Linked DNA regions of Homo sapiens: region 1 is linked to region 2. A link is a contact called in ENCODE Hi-C or POLR2A ChIA-PET data. All regions are on one chromosome and are shown on one strand. Each heading gives the region's core, a stretch centred on a gene start or an enhancer-like site at or near the end of the contact. The rest is flanking DNA. Distances are from core to core; before and after follow the strand shown.

Evidence for each region. Hi-C counts contacts between places; a loop is a spot of excess contacts on that map. ChIA-PET counts read pairs that join two places held with the same protein, here RNA polymerase II (POLR2A).
Region 1: a map with no recorded cell type shows a loop between it and region 2 (10-fold over the local background). The contact joins the promoter of USP43 here to the enhancer-like site in region 2. A Hi-C loop is called at or near these places in 1 of 37 single-sample maps with no recorded cell type. POLR2A ChIA-PET finds 5 or more read pairs at or near these places in 1 of 52 experiments (OCI-LY7).

Annotation. Positions count from the first base shown.
Region 1 is chr17:9,643,893-9,646,855 of GRCh38, reverse strand. USP43 (ubiquitin specific peptidase 43) reads right to left here and starts at 1,339. Exons shown (of 15, transcript NM_153210.5): 1 at 720-1,339. The coding sequence starts at 1,223. It overlaps LOC124903924 (a long non-coding RNA gene), which reads left to right and starts at 1,429. Exons shown (of 2, transcript XR_007065615.1): 1 at 1,429-1,620; 2 at 2,349-2,963. It overlaps LOC107985011 (a long non-coding RNA gene), which reads left to right. Exons shown (of 3, transcript XR_001752790.2): 3 at 139-751. It also overlaps a transcript of CFAP52 not described here. RefSeq lists an enhancer at 451-1,098 and a silencer at 1,407-1,466.
Region 2 is chr17:8,952,457-8,955,818 of GRCh38, reverse strand. The region is part of intron 1 of PIK3R5 (phosphoinositide-3-kinase regulatory subunit 5); the gene reads left to right. Among named protein-coding and RNA genes, the nearest start is that of PIK3R5, 12 kb to the left of the region's middle. RefSeq lists enhancers at 136-635, 636-1,137. Within about 2 kb of position 1,303, at least 11 of the 41 ENCODE cell types and tissues checked have a DNase peak (open chromatin) inside an H3K27ac peak, as active enhancers do.

The DNA of each region.
Region 1 (2,963 bases), core at 90-2,589, 690 kb before region 2:
CCTTAAACAAAAGGATGCTATCTCCAAAATAGCACGCTCACTGCCTTTGCTGGGCACTCAGCACGGTACCTGGCCTGTAGGTTGTCAGATTCCACTGGGCTTAGAATAAAATCCAAACTCTTTACCGTTGCCTCCTAGGTCTTACGTGATCTGGCGAAACTCATCTGCCTCCTAAGCTCCAACGCCACTGCTTTTCTTTCCCTGTCTCCAGCACTCAGCTCCTTCGGGTCTATGGCAATTGTACTTGCTGTTCCTCCTGCCTGGATTAGTCCTACAGCTTGCCCTGACTGCATCCTTCTCATCATTCAGATCTCAACGCAAGCATCACCTCCTTCCTCTGAGGCCTTGGCCTTCAACATCCCATTCCCTACCCCACATCATTCCAGACTGGAAGCTCTAGAGCTGGCATTAGAACACTGTCTGGCCCACAAGCCTTCAATACTTCAACAAATGCTTGTTGAATCCAAAAACGCTGATTACCCTTCAATCTGCCAGCTCACCCCACTCCCTCTCAAAATACCTAGGAGAATTAATTTACAAAGAAAACATAAGCAAGCGACAGCGTAACACATCGACTCAAAACAAAGCCGGTAATCCGGGGCTGAACTGGTCAACGGCATTTAAAGAAGGCCCCAAGAAAACCCTTTCCTGATCGTGCACACACTTTTCAAGAGGCGAAACCAGGGGGACAGGGCGGTCGGCGGCGCAGCGCTGCCTACCTTGAACTCCGCGGAAAGTTGGGGCGTGTATTCGCGAGTCCAGAGCGCGCGCACCAGCGCCGCCAGCTGCTCGGTGACCTCGGCGCGGCCCGGAGCCGCCCGGTAGCGCCCCAGCGCCAGGAACTCGGCCAGCAGGTCGGTGTTGCTGAGACACTGCACCACCGCGTTCATGAAACAGGTGTTGCCGTGGTTCTTCAAGCCCTGAGCGCCCGGCGGCCGCGCCCCATCGCCGGCGGGGAGCTGGAGCTGGGGCTGGGGTCCGGGCGGGCGTTCCTCCCCGGGGCTCCCGGGGGCCGCTGGAACTGGGCCCGGGGCGCAGGCGAAGCCCCCCTCACCGTCGCCATCACAGTGTCCCGGCTGGGGCCGGGGCGGTGAGTCCCCGGGGCGTGAGCGGCTGCCCAGCGCCAGCAGGAAGCGGCTGAACAGGCGGCGCAGGGAGCGGCGGCGGCGGGGCCGGGGCGCGAGCGGTCCCCCTCCTGCCGCGTCCCCGGGGCCCAGGTCCATGGCTGCCGCCGGCGCAGCTCCAGGCGCGGAGCCCCCGGGCGCGAGGCGGACGAGCGGCCAGCAGGCCCTACAGCTTCTCTAAGGCTCCTGGTGCCGGCTACCTGCGGGCCAGGTGTGCGGGGACGGGGCGGAGGCGGAGCCAAGGGCGGGGCAGCCCCGCCCCGCGCGGGAATCCGGCGGCACGACCAGCCCCCTCCAGGGCAGCGCCGGGCCACCCCTACCCCTGCCTGGTGCCGCCCCCGCTGCGCTGACTGGGAGTCTTCGTGGTCGGATTCCCCACCCTTCCTTACCTCGTAAACCGACAGACCTGGGTTTCGCCGCTGCTCCTGTTCCTCGAGCAGCCTTCAAGCAGTGGAAATTACGGAGAAATGAACATTCTGAAAGCGCCTAGTAAATGGTAAAGGCCTGGCTACTGCAGGAAGAAAAGGGCAAGGCAGGCATCTCCAGAGCACAGCCTCGGGCGTGGTGAGAGGCGCGCGCTGGGCGCTGTGTGGGGGTGGGGAGCGCTTTTGTGCACCGCTGGTTCCTCCGCAGGCTCAGGTGTGTGCGGACAGGTGTCGCCACCTCCTTCCAGACCGTCTGCCCCTTGGGGGGAGGCAGAGTCTGTGCCTGCACCCGCCAACCCGGGACCTGAACTGGGAGCCACGTGTTGCCCTGTGAAAAAAGCCCCCGAGTGGTTGTGGTTTGCTTTTTTACACCACAGATTGGGTTAGAATCATTTTCCAAAAACTTGCAAGACTTGATCACCCTTGCTTTAATCGGCAAGGAAGGGGGCTCAGAGAGGTTATCGCAACGTAGGGAGGCCGCCCGATCCGTAAGCAGGGAAACCGGAACTCGACCTGGATCTATGGACTGCCAAGTTCAGGCCCTTTCCAGCCTCAGTATTTGCTAACCAGGAAGTTTTCAGGCTCTCAGGCGCGCCCCCTACGCGGTTTCTGGTTCACTCCTTAACGCACGATCCTTGTTGAATGATTGCCCAATCAGAATTAGTTTGGCCTTGCCCCGCCCTTGATTCCCTGGGTAACCCTGGGCCCCTCCCCCACCCCTCACTTTATCCCATGCAACTGTCAGGTTTATAATTAATCAGGCAAGGTCTTGCAAAATGACTTTCTCGTCAATTTCTAGCTCAGGAAGAGATCAGCACCATGTGAGATGCAGTATTCTAACGCTCTGAAATGTTACTTGTTGTTTAATAAGTGATCATCATTTATTAAATATTCTTGATCCTGGCCGGGCGCGGTGGCTCACGCCTGTAATCCCAGCACCTTGGGAGGCCGAGACGGGCGGATCACCTGAGGTCAGGAGTTCAAGACCAGCCTGGCCAACATGGTGAAACCCCGTCTCGACTAAAAATACAAAATTAGCCAGGCGTGGTGGCGCATGCCTGTAATCCTAGCTACTCAGGAGGCTGAGGCAGGAGAATCGCTTGATTCAGTGAGCCGAGATCGCGCCATTGCACTCCAGCCGGGCGACAAGAGCTAAATTGCGACAAGAGCTAAATTCCGTCTCAAAAAACAAACAAACAAACAAAAAACTTGATCTTTCAAACCGGGTTACAGCAGTTACCTCATGCAAAAAAGCAGCCTTACTTAAAGGATAAATAACATGCTTAAAACATCAGACGGTACTGTGAATCGGAGACTTGCGTTCTGGAAAATGCCATTATTTACCCCTCTCTGGAAAAAGATACCCGGCTGGGTGATTAATACACAAGGACACAAGGTCCATTTCATCACCCTT
Region 2 (3,362 bases), core at 54-2,553:
ACTTCCCCATTTCTGTCTCTGCTGAAACCAGACTCCCAGCCTTGAAACCTTGGACTCATCTCCGAGTCCTCCCTCCATCTTCCTTGTTCCCCACTCCCCAGCCCGTTTTGATGGTGCTTCCTTTCTCCATGGCTCTTGTTTCTCTCACTTCCCCATTGTTCTCTCTCCTACCCAATTTGGCTTTATTTACCATATGCCTCTGGTGGGCCTTTTGGACCACAGGCTCTTCCTCTCTTCACCAGGAGATTCTTCTTATGAAAACTTCTATGTCACTGTGTTCAGATACTTTGATGGCACCCCACTGCTTAGGGAGAGTCCAGAGTCCTTAGTCTTCTGTTCAGGTTTCGAAGTTGAGTCCCACTCCTTTCTCCACGAATCATCACGCTCTCCTCCAGCCAGACTGCCTGACTCAGTTTTCCCAAGACCTAACGTGTGTTCTTGCCTCACTCATCCCCTTCCCAATGAGGGAAGCTTTCCAATCATTTTGTTCAGTGCTGACTCTCCAGTGCCTTGCAGGGGCCAGCACTTGTCATTCAATCAGTGCTTGCTGAATGAGTGATTGCCTGGTCGAGCAGCCAGCATGGAAGAGGCCCGGGCCTCAGCCTTGGATGACTGATGATCGGGCAGGCTGGGCTGCTCCCCATCTGAGACCTCTGTGGGGTTCGGTCATCCTCCCCTCAAGGACCCTCCAGACATATCACTGGTCTTCTGTGCACAACTGCAAGGGCTTCAGACACCAGTGGCTTTGTGATCCACTGTGGGACAAGGCAGGTGTCCTCCTCTGGGCTGCTTCAGACCCCTGAGCCTCTGGCAAACTCCAGATGCAAACTCCAGGTGCTGAGAACCCTCTGCTTGGGAATCTTTTTTTTTTTTTTTTTTTTGAGACGGAGTTTTGCTCCTGTTGCCCAGACTGGAGTGCAGTGGCACAATCTTAGTTCACTGCAACCTCCGCTTCCTGGGTTCAAGCAATTCTCTTGCCTCAGTCTCCTGAATAGCTGGAGTTACAGGTGCCCGCCACTACACCAGGCTAATTTTTGTACTTTTAGTAGACATAGGAGTTTCACCATGTTGGCCAGGCTGGTCTTGAACTCCTGACCTCAGGTGATCTACCCGCCTCGGCCTCCCGAAGTGCTGGGATTAAAGGCATGAGCCACCGCACCCGGCAGGGAATCTTCTTACCACCCTCCCATTTAGTCAGATTTAAGATGAGCAGTTAGCTAAGTCTGAGAGCAGGGGAAGCCCTGGGGAACCTTCCCCCAACAAGCCACTCCCAGTCTGGTGACAGCTTCTGCATAAGAGCCTGGGGAAGTGTCTGTTTGCAACACGGTGTTTACAAGGCAGAGGGGCTTCCTGTCCCGCCCGTGCCAGGCTGTGGGGCAATCAGGGCAATCAGGAGCTGTGTTTTCAGAGGGAGTAAGGCGAAGAAACTGTTGAGGGATTTCTGGAGATTCTTCGAACATCACCAGGGGGTGCCTGGCCTACTTGACCCTGGAGGACAAGGGAGATGTAAAATTCAGGTTTAAAAATTGGGAGCAAATTAAAGTATTACTAACTGATTAATTTGCATATGGTCCTTTGCACCTTGCAAAAATACAAAGCATTTTTCACAAAAGTAGCCCTCCCTCTGAGTCTAATGTGGAAATCTCTAGAACAAAAAACTTCCTTTTCTCACTCCCAAGCCGGGGGAGCTTGGGTCAGAGTAAGCAAGGACAAAGTTATTTCTTTTTCTTTTTTCTTTTTTTCTTTTTTTCTTTTTTTTTGCAGAGGAAAGAGCACTTTCTGGGGGAAGGGGAGAGCGGTGGAAATTACTCCCCAGGAGCGATAACTCCCCCATTCCAATTCAGAGCTCATGCATGATGGAGAGTGACACTCTCTCCGTGCATATCTGAGAAATGGGCTGAGGAGGCTGATACTGGACCCTCTGCCTCCTCCAAGGACTGTGGCAGCCCTAGGACACACACCTGCCAACCTGGAACCATTGCCATGGCTCTCACAGAAACACGAGCTTGTGTCCAGAGCCCTTGTTGTCTCTTGGGCCTCAGTAAAAGTATCTGGAAAGGTCTTGGAAGGTGGGTTGGGCTTTCTTGGCCCTGGGGACAGGAATATAGTCCACTTCCCCTCTTCAGTGGGTGGGTAACCCAAGAGTGGGTGATCAAAAGATGGGGCTCACTCTTACCACCTGACTTCTGAAGACCTGAGGTTGTTTTTAGTGGTGAATCCATCCTCTGAACCCATTTGATGCCAAATGTGAGCTGGCCAGTGGTAGGGCCAAGGTGCAAAGGCTCCTGTGAGTTCAACACATTAGCCTGTGGGTCACGGTGCTATGATAGCTGTTGGTGTGAGGGGATTTGCTTTACTGTGCAAAACAAGAGAAAAATAAGGGTGTGGCCCTTTAAAGAACTTGCTAATAAAAACCTCCCACTTGAGAGAGGCAGAGCTTGGCCTAAAGGGTGGGGTTGAGGAGGGAGATGATGGGTGGAGTTGAACAAGGACTAGCCTTATGTAAGCATCAAGAAAACACATTTCTGAACTAGTGAGGCTAAGTAGCTCAGGTCCAAGGCATGTGAGACATTTGGGAGTTGGTTCAGAAGGCTGTTCTAGAGGGTACTTGAGTTGCCTAGCAGATAGATGGTGGGGACTTGTGGAAGTTGATGGAAGCAAGCCCTCAATGCTGGACCATGTAATGGGTGCAATGAATAAAGAAGGAGGCGTCCAACTTCCCATTCCCTCATTCTCCCAACTGTGGTCCAAGGCACTGTGCTATTACAGTCCAGCACTCTCCTCTGAGATAGATGTAGCTGGTCAAGAATGCTCCTTCTTGGACCATGGCTCAACTCTGCCAGGTTCCCATCAAGGCTCCTGTCCAGGGGCTGTTGAAGGGATTGGGTTGCAGCCATGGTAATCATATGATAACGGCCACAGTTGCAACTTGGGTCCAGAGCTCAGTGGCCTCAGAGGGTCCCATCTCCCCTCCTCCCCCTACCTTTCCTGCATTTTCAAAGCTGCAGGCTTACTTCTCGTTGGCTGTGTTACTCCGAAGATCTGCTCAGTAGATGGAGGTGAAAATGTTATTTTTCACTAAAATATCTGACCTTGTTTAAGGAGAAAAAATTTTGTAATAATGCCCATAATTTATTCTCATGGTACTTTATTGACCAGTAAGAGATTACCCCTAATTCATTTATAAAAATATTACTCTCTCGACTTAAGTCGCTTCAATACTAACTGGCCAGCCCAGTTTGCTCCAATGAGTGTCTGGCCTTTAAATAGCTCAATCCCTGCTGCTCTCCCTAGAGTAGGACACACAGAGGTGGGGACTCCATGTAGAAAACCTGTGCTCCAGAAGTCATGTCTGTAGGATG